2 separate regions of the Homo sapiens genome follow, and region 2 is linked to region 1. The links are chromatin loops, found by intact Hi-C in ENCODE. Cell type or tissue: ascending aorta. All regions are shown on one strand. Each heading gives the region's core, and the rest is flanking DNA. Links, peaks and the distances in the headings are about the cores only.

The links. Peaks named below come from ENCODE experiments on the same cell type or tissue, not always from the same donor. Only the 100,000 strongest peaks of a DNase experiment are listed, where the experiment ranks them.
Region 2: a loop joins it to region 1, with 2.4 times the contacts of the local background. A loop is called at or near these places in 3 of 110 quality-filtered maps.

Annotation. Positions count from the first base shown.
Region 1 is chr4:38,188,686-38,194,499 of GRCh38, reverse strand. No RefSeq gene overlaps it. Among named protein-coding and RNA genes, the nearest start is that of LINC02513, 180 kb to the left of the region's middle. RefSeq lists an enhancer at 4,774-4,943. In ascending aorta, for the core only: no CTCF peak of the experiment used is centred there; a DNase peak (open chromatin) is centred at 3,469; H3K27ac peaks cover 2,482 bases.
Region 2 is chr4:38,363,766-38,369,579 of GRCh38, reverse strand. It overlaps LINC02513 (long intergenic non-protein coding RNA 2513), which reads right to left and starts at 2,666. Exons shown (of 2, transcript NR_149123.1): 1 at 2,550-2,666. RefSeq lists enhancers at 2,746-2,885, 3,006-3,085. In ascending aorta, for the core only: no CTCF peak of the experiment used is centred there; DNase peaks (open chromatin) are centred at 2,939 and 3,578; H3K27ac peaks cover 1,928 bases.

The sequences.
Region 1 (5,814 bases), core at 2,090-4,589:
TCTTTTTAATTGTTTCCTCCCTCTGTCCATGAGAGCAATTTAAGTCACTCTGATTCCCCACTAACAGCCTACTGGATGACAACAGACCAGAACGGAGAAGACATTCCAGAAATAGGAAACCACTGTGAAAAATACCTGCTAGAGTTCCATTAAGCCTTGGGAATCAGGACCACTCCCTGGTAATTTAATTGTTCAGAATGGAAGGGGAGTATATTTTTGATGGTCTTCTAGCAGCTTCAGACAGGGACTGTGAATCCATCATTTACTCAGCAAGCATGTATTAAATTGAATGCCTGTACTAAGTTAGGTACAGATGGTGTTTAATAGCTGATATTTAGTGAACACTTACAGGCCAGGTGCTGGGTTAGTGCTTACTTGGGATGCATTATCTAATGTAATCTTCACAAATGCCTGTGAGTGTCTTGCTATTATAATTCCCAATTTATGATCAAGAACATGGAGGCACTGCTGCAGGGCGCCATGGCTTGTGTCTATAATCCCAGCTACTTGGGAGGCTGAGGCAGGATGCTGAGGTGGGAGAATTGCTTGAGACCAGGAGTTCGAGACCAGGCTGAGCCACATGGCCAGACTCCTATCTCTAAAAAAATTAAAAATTAAAGACCATGAAGGCACTGAGAGGTTAAGCAATTTTCTCAAGATCACAGCTAAATCATGGAAAGGCCAGGACTGAACTCAATTCAGGCACTAGCCTTAACCACTAAGCCCTGTAGCCCCTGAGAGAGATGTACAGAAAAGATTGTGCAACCTGCTCTGTTCCAGGCTTTGCCCTCAGAAAGTCCCTTATAGTAAATTTGAATTTCTCCTACTTCTGTTACAGTCCATTTCCTCTTGCACTGCTCCAGGCTGGAGAAGAATTCGGTGTAGCAGCTTCTGAGAAGTTGAAGGAGGGGCCAGGCAGAAACTGTCCTAGAGTAAGCACTGAGGGGAGCAATGCACTTGGCATACTCAGAGCTGAAACACTTCCAGTGGAGGTCACCTGCAGCCACTGGCAGCCTTATTTGCATTTTCTGAAGCCCCCTCTTTTCCCCATCCTTGGAGTCAAGGTACATTTACCTGCTGAGAAGTCAGAAGTCTCCCTCTGATGCAACACATGTGGCATTTTCTGAAGCTGATAGTGTTCATGGAAAAGGGCAAAGAATGCTTTTATGCCCATTCAGAGAAGAAGTCCCTTAAATAAACAGTGTTTTCTGTGCCTTGGAACCTGCAAACCCGGGGACTCAGTCCTACTCATCACAGGCTAATTCCCCGGCATGACATAGCCTTCTAGCTCAATTGAGCATGTCCAAAATGTGAGCATGTTAGAGGCTTGTTAAAACACAGATTGCTGGGTCCCACCCCACGGGTTCCATAGGTCTGAGATGGGGCCCCCAAAACATGCATTTCTAACAAGCTCCCAGGTAATTCTGATGCTGCTGGTATGGGAAAAACACACACAAAGCTCCAGAGAGAGCTTTGTAGAATTCCTGCCGCTCTGTTAACACATGCAACACCATTCCTATACACCGGAGCTTCAAACATTCCAGAATACCATATTATTTAAAATCTCAGATGCACAAGTAAGTGTTCGAAGTTAGAGGTAGTGGGAGTGAAGAAATAAGGACAGGTTGAGCCCAGACTGAACAGTAACTTAAGAATAAACCTCTTGAGGACTGGTGGATCCAATAAAGAGGAAGCTGAGAGAGCTTGTTTATAGTCAGGCTTTCTACCTGCTTTCTGAGAGCACCAAAGTTGGTCTGGGCAAAGCCAGTCTTACCCTGCCCTGCCCTGCCCTGCCCGGACCTGCCCAAAGTGTTTTCTCCTTTCTCAGGAGGGAATAGACTTATATCCCAGGCACAGGATAGTGGCTGTATTTGCATTCCCTTCCCAGGAAAAGACAGGAGCATCTCTCCTGCCTGCCCTATGGACCCGTTAGCATCTCCTCCATCAAGTTCCCATTTGGACCCTAGGAGTTCAATATCAACAGCTGAAAGGAAGGTATCCTGAATCTCATATGCAGTCACAGTTCTGGAAAGTCTGGAGGTCAGGAGCTACAAAGTGGATGAGGGACCTGACTCTTGTCTTATCCAAATGACTTTACCCATGTCATTCTCTCTAAATGGATATCCCTTTCTCCTGGGTCTCTTGGTGAACTCCTAGCCTTCTTTCAAATCTCCACTCAGGCATTTCGTCTCTGGGAAGCAATCCTCAGCATCTTGGGTAGACTCCGCAGATCTCCTCTGTGCTTTTGCTCGAGGACATCCACACTTCAGTACTGTGTGAGTCTAAGAGACAGGACCAACGTTCTTAACTTGTGAGTATCCCTAGCCTGTCTCCTCTCTCCTCACCATCGAAAGAGGCCTTTTCCCATTGGTTTTTGCCACTCTCCCTGGGGATAAAGATTTCCCTTGCAGAATTATTCTTTTCTGTAATATAGCATCAAAAGTTAGGGAGAGAAAAATGAAGAGGCAGAAGGAAAGGAGGATATTTAGTAGAGATGAAAGGCATGTGGACTCGGGCTAGAAAGATTTCTTTTCTCTCTACAAGGGTAAAGGGAAAAGTGCACAGGCCAGGGCAGTTTTCTGCAGCGTTTTGAGGAAAGAGTGCCAGGGCAGACTCAGGGTGTGAGGAAGTGGATAGAAAATGGAAGGAGGCTGAATTAAGGGTAGCCTGTGTAGATTCCATTTACAGAGTTTGAAAATACAAGGTTGGGCACAGTGGCTCACGCCTGTAATCCCAGCACTTCAGGAGCCCAAGGTGGGCGGATCATGAGGTCAGGAGATCGAGACCATTCTGGCCAACATGGTGAAACCCTGTCTCTACTAAAATACACAAAAAAATAAGCGGGGCATAGTGGTGCGCACCTGTAGTCCCAGCTGCTCGGGAGGCTGAGGCAGGAGAATGGCGTGAACCCAGGAGGCGGAGGTTGCAGTGAGCCGAGATTGCGCCACTGCACTCCAGCAGCCTGGTGACAGAGCAATACTCTGTCAAAAAAAGAAGAAGAAGAAGGAGAAGGAGAAAGAGCAAAGAACTTAAGTTTTTCTGAAATATCTTTCACTCCCTCTTTCTTTGACTGCTCTGGGACTATATGTTTTTGTTGGGTTACATTTTAGTCCTTCTCTAAAGTCCTTTGATTTTGCCCTTCTCAGTGTTGGGCACAGAGGCTGGCCCATGATATTATATAAGGTTGATGTAAAAGTAAATGCAAAATCGAGTAATGGCAAAAACCACAATTAACGTTTGCACCAACCTAACAGATGTGCAGACTGGGTTAGCCTCTCTCCTCCCTTCTTTCCTCTGTCAGTCTTGAGAAGCCCATCGTGCTGAAAGGGCGACAGCATGGATCAGGGGCTGACAGGACAACTGGAGGGAGAGAGGCCAATAAAACATCCCCCTAAGCCTCCCTGGACCGAATACCAGCCACATAGTGCTGATCTTGGCTGGAAGCCCACCATTTACCAACCCCCTACGGGCCTCTGGGGTATGGCTAATTAAAGACATGGTTACTCATTTCATTCCCAAGTCACTATTTAAGGAAGCAGAATCATGCCATTCCTACAAGGCCTCTGACCCTACACTAGAGGCAAACAATGCTAAGGCTTGTCCAAGTGGCTGTAAGTACAAGGCTATCCAAAGAGCACGGGAGGGGGCAGAGGAGGGGAGACCACAGGCCCCACAGCTGGGCCAGCTGCTGGACTGTCCCTTCTTCAATGTCCTCCTCTCTCCCTTTCCCCAAGGGGCCAGGATCTAGTGACAACCCCTCTATAACCAACCCCCCTGCCAGGGCAACTCCTGTGTTTTCTGGGCATACTCAGAGTCACACAGCTGACTCAGAAAAAAGCACCAAAACGATCTCCTTTTGAATTTCAACTAGCAGCAATTTGGAGCGTTTGGGATTTTTCAGTTATTCTTTAAGAAGTAAAGAAAAACATGGCTTTTAATCAACTAACTCTTGTTGAGATCTGCTCTATGCCAGGCCTGGTGCTAAGATGAGGAAGAACAATGTATGAAATGTAATTCCTGCCCTCAAAGAGTATCTAGTCTTATAGATGAAATAGACACATAAACAAATAAATTACACCAATGCGGAATAAGCATAAACGCAGATATGTACTAAGCACAGTACAGAGTAGGTGGTGATAACCTCTCACTGACAGGAGAAGAAAGGTATGCTAGAAATCTAAGGCGGGCTTTGAGGGGCAAATGGGAGTTCATCAGGTAACCAAGTGAGGGAAGAACATCCCCAGCAGAGAAAAATCCTATGCGAATTCATTTAGATCACAGAGAAATAGGTTGAACCTACTAGTTCCAGTGGGTCTCAAGCTTTTTTAACAAACAACTCTTAATACAAGATAAATGGGGAATGGGGATGCCTGTTCTGAAACATCCAGTGCAAGCATAAAATGTCTTAGACTGGCCAGGTGTGTTGGCTCATGATTATAATCCCAGCACTTTGGGAGCCCAAGGCAAGAGGATTGCTTGAGGCCACGAGTTTGCAGCTGCAGTGAGCTATGGATTCCACCACTGCACTTCAGCCTGGGTGATGGAACAAGAACCTGTATCTAAAAGTAAAAATAAAAATAATTGATTTTCATTTTTAATTATGCAAGTTATGCATCATGGTTTACAATATTCTCATGTATTATGATATTAAAATAAGGTTGTGCATTTCTAGTCAGTAAGTTTACTTGACTTTCCAAATGTACATTGTCAAATAAAATTGATACTCCACGGAAGAAGCAGCTCCATGTTGACCCCTTGGCTTCACATTTGCCTGACTCATCCCTGGGGTCAGAGAAAGTCAGTTTACACTGCAGCCTGAGAACTAAAAAGCCTCTAAAAGGGGTTGGAGAGCCAGGCTCAGTGACTCACGCCTGTAGTTCCAGTGACTCAGAAGGCTGAGGTAGGAGGATTGCTTGAGCCCAGGAGGTCGAGGCTGCAGTGAGCAGTATCTTGCCACTGCACTCCAGCCTGGGTGTCAGAGCAAGACTCTGGCTCAAAAAAAAAGAGGGGTGGTGACCAGAGACCAGAGCTTTGTCTCTGAATGTTCAAGTGACTTTTCACACTCATATTTAGGACTGTTGACCAGGTGTGACCACAGTCCCAGTATTTCCACTCCTCTGGAGGTTGAAAGTTTTTCCCCATTCCTGTTAGCCCTCTCTGACTACCACGCTGGTTGACTTGAGGAAGATGCCACCTGTGGGGTCAGGGAAGCCAATCAGGCAATGAAAGAGTGGGCAAGGGGAATCTCTCCCACAAAACCAGCATCCAGGGGCCTTCCAAGCTAAGTGTGCAACTGATAGCCAATCAGATGTAGGGCACCACTGGAGGTTTTAAAAAACCACCTCAAATGAGAGGTCATTGATTCTCCAATCCCAATGCTAGGTTACACCCCAGACCAATTAAGTCAAAACTCAGGGAGTGGCATCCAGGCTTAGAATGTATTAAACCTCCCTGGTGATTCCAATGTGCCAACAAATTTGTGAGTCAGTGAGCGAGGTCACTGTGGTTCTCAACCTGGCTGCACGGGAGAGTCACCTGAGGAGGTTTTTATACCTATGGTGGGGGAGCCACGCCCCAGCCCCATAGATCAGAATCTTCCGGGTTTGCGGCTGGGCAGCAGAATGGCCCTTAGACCCGGGAAGGGAGCCAGCCTATCCTGGCCTGTGCCCTGGGGCACCTTCCTTGAAATTTTCCAGGTTGCACATCCGTGCCTACACCTGCAGGAACTGTCAGAATCGTCCCCGGGGGCACCCTGAGCAAGGATCAGGATGCAGGTACCCACAGAGCTTGGTGACTCGTGCCTTTGCAATCGTC
Region 2 (5,814 bases), core at 1,808-4,307, 180 kb before region 1:
GTTCACAAGGTCCCTGAATTCTCTTCACAGGTTGGGGGTACATGGACCCAGGTTAAAAAGTCCCACTCTAGATTTTTGTAGATAAGACAGGTTGATGAATAAGGTTAATTCCTTCTAGAAATATATATGGAATGCCTCCTACATGCCAGGTACTGATCTAGACACTTGGGCTGCAGCATGAACAAGAGAGACAAAGTTGGAGTTTTCAAAAAGTTTGTATTTAAGTGAAGGAGGACAATAAATCAACATTCAGATAGTTTTAAATGGTAGTAAATGCTGTGAAGAAAATATAATAGAGTGATCTAATAGAAAGTGACCGGAGAGAAAGTGGCTATTTTAAATTGGGTGATGGGCAAGTTCTCTCCAGGAGGCCATTTGAGTTGAGGCTTGATTGAAAGATGGAGCCAGCCTCGTACAATCTGAAGGCAGCACCTTCTGAGCACAGAAGGCCCTGTAGCTAAAGGCCCCATAGCTAAAAGGGATGGGTGTGATTGGAACAGGCTAATGGACAGAGGGAGCACTGTAGAAGATTGAGGTCAGAGAGGTGGGATGGGGTGGCAGGGGGAGGCCAGGTCAGTGCTGGAGCACTGGGTTTGTGAGTACTCATTATAGACAGCTGGGAATTTAGATTTTATTCTAAATCCACTTAGAGTCAAAGGTGGATTACATGATGCTCTTGGTAAAGGATGGATTAAACGGGGAAGTGGAAGCAGGGAGTTCATGCAGAGCCTGATGTAATAGTGCAAGTGCGATAGTGGCTGGTGACTCAGGAGGGCATAATGCAGAAGGAAAAAAGTGAATGAATTTAGAGAATCTTTTCAAGTAGGGCTTATTAGCCACAGGAAGGGAGCATGAAGCCCCAGCCTGACTCAGGGCAGTGTGAATTTCTGAAATGAAAGAGTGGTGGGGGAGGCAGATTTGGGGGCAGAGTGAAGATTTCTTTTTTGGTTTAATTAATGTCTTTTGGGTATTAAAGGGGAGAGGTTTGAATCTATAAATCTGAAGTTCAGCAGAGAGGTTAAGGCTGGTGCTATGAATGTTGCATTCACCATCATCAAGATAGTATTGAAGCCAGGGGACTGAGAAAGATCAACTAATAACAGTGTTGTACAGAAAAGGGTGAGTCTGAACCGTAGGGAAACTGAGTATTTAGGATTCATTTTTTGATTATCTACTGTGCATCTATTCTTGGTCCAGACTTTCTGCTTCCAAAGGCAGTGCACCATTCTCCGACCAAAAACAGCCCTTCTACTGATCTGGTAAATTGACTGTGGGTTAAGATTATGACCCCTACAAAGACCTCTAATAAAGTATAATTGTACTTTTGCAAGAATCTATTACCAAATATTTCCATAACTAACATCACAATGAGGCTTCCCAGGCATTTGCCTTTTCTTTTGTTGTTGATTCCAGTATCTGAATCTCCTTCCTACATTTGAAGATATCCCCCACTTTATGAGTCCCATCTTTCTCTGTAGATTTCCCAGGGAGCTATCTTAGGGAGTGATCTGAGGCTTTGTTTCTTAGAACGCGTTCTCCACGCCTGGCTTGCTGGCCTTCCTAGAGATCCTATGAGCTACTTATTATCCTTTAATAAATTCCTTTTCTGCTAAGCCAGTGTTGATGTTTGGGTTTCCCAGGAAACAGAATCCCAGACAGAAATTTTTGTGCAAGGAGGTTTTGGGAGGAGTGTCCTCTGGATCAACATCTGTCCCCTGGATCACAGGGCAAGGTACACAGGAGAGGGCAGAGAGAGAACTTGAACTGTGATGATGTTCCAGTAGAATCCTCATCTGATACCACGGGGAGCTCAAGAGCTGGAGGGCCCTTTAGGGGACTGAGATATTTGTATCCCTTCTCTTCTCCCTGGTCATTGAATACAGGCTGCCCCAGAAAGAGGGCAAGCCCTTGGATGAGATGACTTTCTTAGGCTAAGAGCCACATCAGGTCAGGGATACAGCTGAGACCTATCATCCACTTGCACTCCCAGTCTCTAAAGCAAGCGTTACAGTTTACAAATCCATTCTTCCCCTGGATTCTAGCAATAATCCAATCATTTTCTTCATAGTTCAAATGAGAAACTGAGGCTCAGAAATAATAAATGAACATCTAGAACAAGCTTGTCCAACCCATGGCCCACAGGCCACACGCAGCCAGGATGGCTTTGAATGCTGCCCAACACAAATTTGTAAATGTTCTTAAAACATTATGAGGTCTTTTTTGCTCATCAGCTATCATTAATGTTAGTGTATTTTATGTGTGGCCCAAGGCAATTCTTCTTCTTCCAGTGTGGCTCAGGAAAGCCAAAAGGTTGGACTACCCAAAAGCAACCAAAGTTCCACACTAGATATTGCTGACAGTAAACATCTACTCCTACCCTCCTAGCATCTGGAAGGCAGCCAGGGTTCTGAGTGAGATTTCAGTTCTGCCAGTGAAATGCCTTTGATGTAGAAAGAGGTAGAGGTGAAATGCAAACCCTCATCTTATGATTCCAAATGCTGTTTCTTTGCCTACACCATATTGAACATTGTTGCAGAGAAAAAACAAACCTTTGAGATGGGCAAGATGTCCAAGAGCCTGAGTAGAGCCTGGGCAGTTCAAAAATCTTGAGCCATATTACTTTTGGATCTTTCCTCAGGAGTTCTCAGAATTTGGGACAATGAATTCCAGTTGGAGCCACCATTTGTGAAGGAATCTCACCTTATCCTCCTATGGGAAAAAGAAAAAAAAAAAAAGTCACTAAACAGCAACCAAAGTGCCATACTAGATATTATCTGCTGACAGTAGACATCTACTCTTACTCTCATTTGTGTTTCCTCCAAGGGTCTGGAAGGCAGCCAGGGTTCTGGGTGAGATTTAAATTCTGCCAGTGAAATGAACTTTCATGCTATTTGGAAGGCAGAGGAGAGGTGGAGACTGTTTTCCCACAGCTGTGACAGCAGACAAGATGTGCCAACAAAAGCAAGTAGCAACAACTGGGCTCTGCACTCCACTCCCTGGTCACCAGTGTCTGGAACAGAGGTGGCAGGAGCTCAGGTTTTCTGACCTCTAGCTTATAGCAACAGTGGTTGATCTTGAAACCAAAACACCAGAAGCTGATTTTTACTACTCCTTCTCTTCTAAAATGTTGTGAGCACTGAATTTCCTAGATGAAGCCAATCTCTTTCTGCTTGAAATATTATATTTGTAATGGTTTTCTTTTTTCTATGCTGAACCTGAGCTAGCACCCCAAGCGTGAAGCCAGAGTCAGTGACTCCCCTTTCCACACCCAGACATGATATAACCAGAAGAAAAATGCTCTTTTACCCAGAGAGCAACATGGAGAGTACCGTAAAACAAACTGGATCTCAAAGTGCTGAGATGACTCCTCCGGGGAAACTAGTGACTGTTGGCCCATTGGGGATTGCTTCTTAAAGTAGGTGGGATGAGAGCCTTGTCTTGCTGTGTGGACTGTAATACTCAACCTTTACCACCATGCACTTAGTCCCAGCACAGACCTATCTTCTACCTTTTTCATCCACCATCCTAATGTCACAGAGAGGGAATGCATGAAATCTCACCAGTACGCTTGCTGGCCCACCATGTTGACAAGATGCCTCGCTAATAGAGCAGAGGCACAAGAGCCCATGACCATGGCATGGAGCCAAGTGTCAGCTAAAGTCCGAGACAGCGAAAGAAGTGTAAACAAAGGAAGAACGCTTTACAGGCATCATGAATCCCACGCCCAAAAATGCAGACAGGCAGTGGACTTTTGGAAATGGAGTCTCTTGGATTTGTAGCCATCAAAAACAAAAAGGCTTTTCAAACAAAGATGTCATTTTACAGAGGCAGAAAGAGCCAATGCTGCAAAGTGTCTTTAGCCCTGCAAATTCAAGCATGAAATGGATATTCAAGGATAGCTTGCCCACAAATGCAGAAGCTGGGACACAGAAGATGCATAAAATATACAAGATACATCTTGAATGAAATAAAATGTAAGAAGGAATCCAGAGAATGTGCAAGCACCTTCATTTTTAAGAAGAATCACTATAATATCCAGTTTCTACCTCATAAGGCTGTTTCCGTGTTCCAGGCAACAGCTGGTCCCACTTTATTGCTGTGGGTACAAAGAGTTCTAGTAAATCCTGTGTAATAGATGTATTCATATGCTCCATCCTTTTAACAATCTTCTTAATTAGGGTGCTGTCCTTTTAAGCAAAGCATTTATATAGTTATTTTATTGCATTTGAATACAGTGTTAGCTTCAATAGACTTAATATAATTTTATGGGTTTTTAAAAAATTGCTTTACAATGAGGGGAATTTATTTTATCATCATTGTGGAGTTATTCCCATGGACTTTTAAGAGCCTTTGGTACAGAGGTTTATGAATCACTGTAGAGGAGAAAGGATCCTAAAGATGTGGTAGATGGTGGTGGTTCTGCCACTTACCTTACTTCTGAGAACCTCAACTTTCACGTCCATAAAACAGAATCAGAATATTCCTCGCCTGCTTCATGGATAAATTGTGAACATCAAATAAGCTATTATATATGAAAGGGCTTTACAAGGCATTGAGAGTTATGTACATTTCAGGGGCTATTACTACCCCCTTGGAAGGTCCCGTCCTCAGTCCCATGAGGAGATGGTGCTAGTGCATGGGTTTTAGGGTAGGCTTGGACTTTCAGGATGCATGGACAGGGGAGAGCAGAGAGAGCCTGGATTGTTTAAGATGCTGGGGTATACAGAGGAGAGCCTCAGGCATTGTGGGAGTAAGGGCAGAGGGCCAGGAACAACAGAGGACAGATGTGGAGTTAATTAGGTGTTAGCTATGGGTACCTGCTGACATTCTGGTACCTAAGGCTGGGCCTCCTCTTCATTACCAACAACCACCAAGTTACTTTCCAGGCCTCTACCTAGTCAGTGTCACTCAAAACCTCATTCTCTCTTTCATTAGAGTTCAGACAAACGATTCTTCACTTAAGCGACCAAATGCTCTGGAATATCCTCTATGTACCCTAGAGCACTAGGATTCCATTTATTGGGGTCAAATGTCTAATCCCCACTTAAATGTAGATAAAATGGAACGTGGCCAATATCAGGTTTCAGCTACCCATGCACAACACAGACATATCCTCAACAGTATAATTTTCAAATGTGAATGACAAAGATTTATGAAGTAAGCCCTAATGTCTTTCAAATGATACTACATCACCATTATTTTCTTTTCCTTTTTCTTTTTCTCTTTTCTTTATTTTTTTTATTTTTTTATTTTTTTATTTTTTATTTTTTTTTTGAGACAGAGTCTCGCTCTGTCACCCAGGCTGGAGTGTAGTGGTGCAATCTTGACTTACTACAACCTCTGCGTCCTGGGTTCAAGCGATTCTCCTGCCTCAGCATCCCAAGTAGCTGAGACCACAGGTGCCCACCACCACTCCTGGCTAATTTTTTGTATTTTTAGTAGAGATGGGGTTCCAGCATGTTGGCCAGGCGGGTCTCAAACTCCTGGCCTCAGGTGATCTGCCTGCCTCAACCTCCCAAAGTGTTGGGATTACAGGCATAAGCCACCACACCCGGCCTGCATTACTTTTTTTATCGTTGTGCATCACAGAACCAAAGGAGTGTTAGTCACCTTTCAAATCACGTCATGAAATCCATTATGTTGTCCACCATATATTCAATAAGAAAATTCAATTATGTCAAGCCCAGCTGTTTTATCTACTCCTTTTAAAATATATTAATGTTTCAGTTTATTCTCAAGTATATAGGCTGAGAGGCAGTAGTAATAGAGTAAAAAGACCACCGTACTTCAAGTAAGAAAACACAGGTTTTGTAG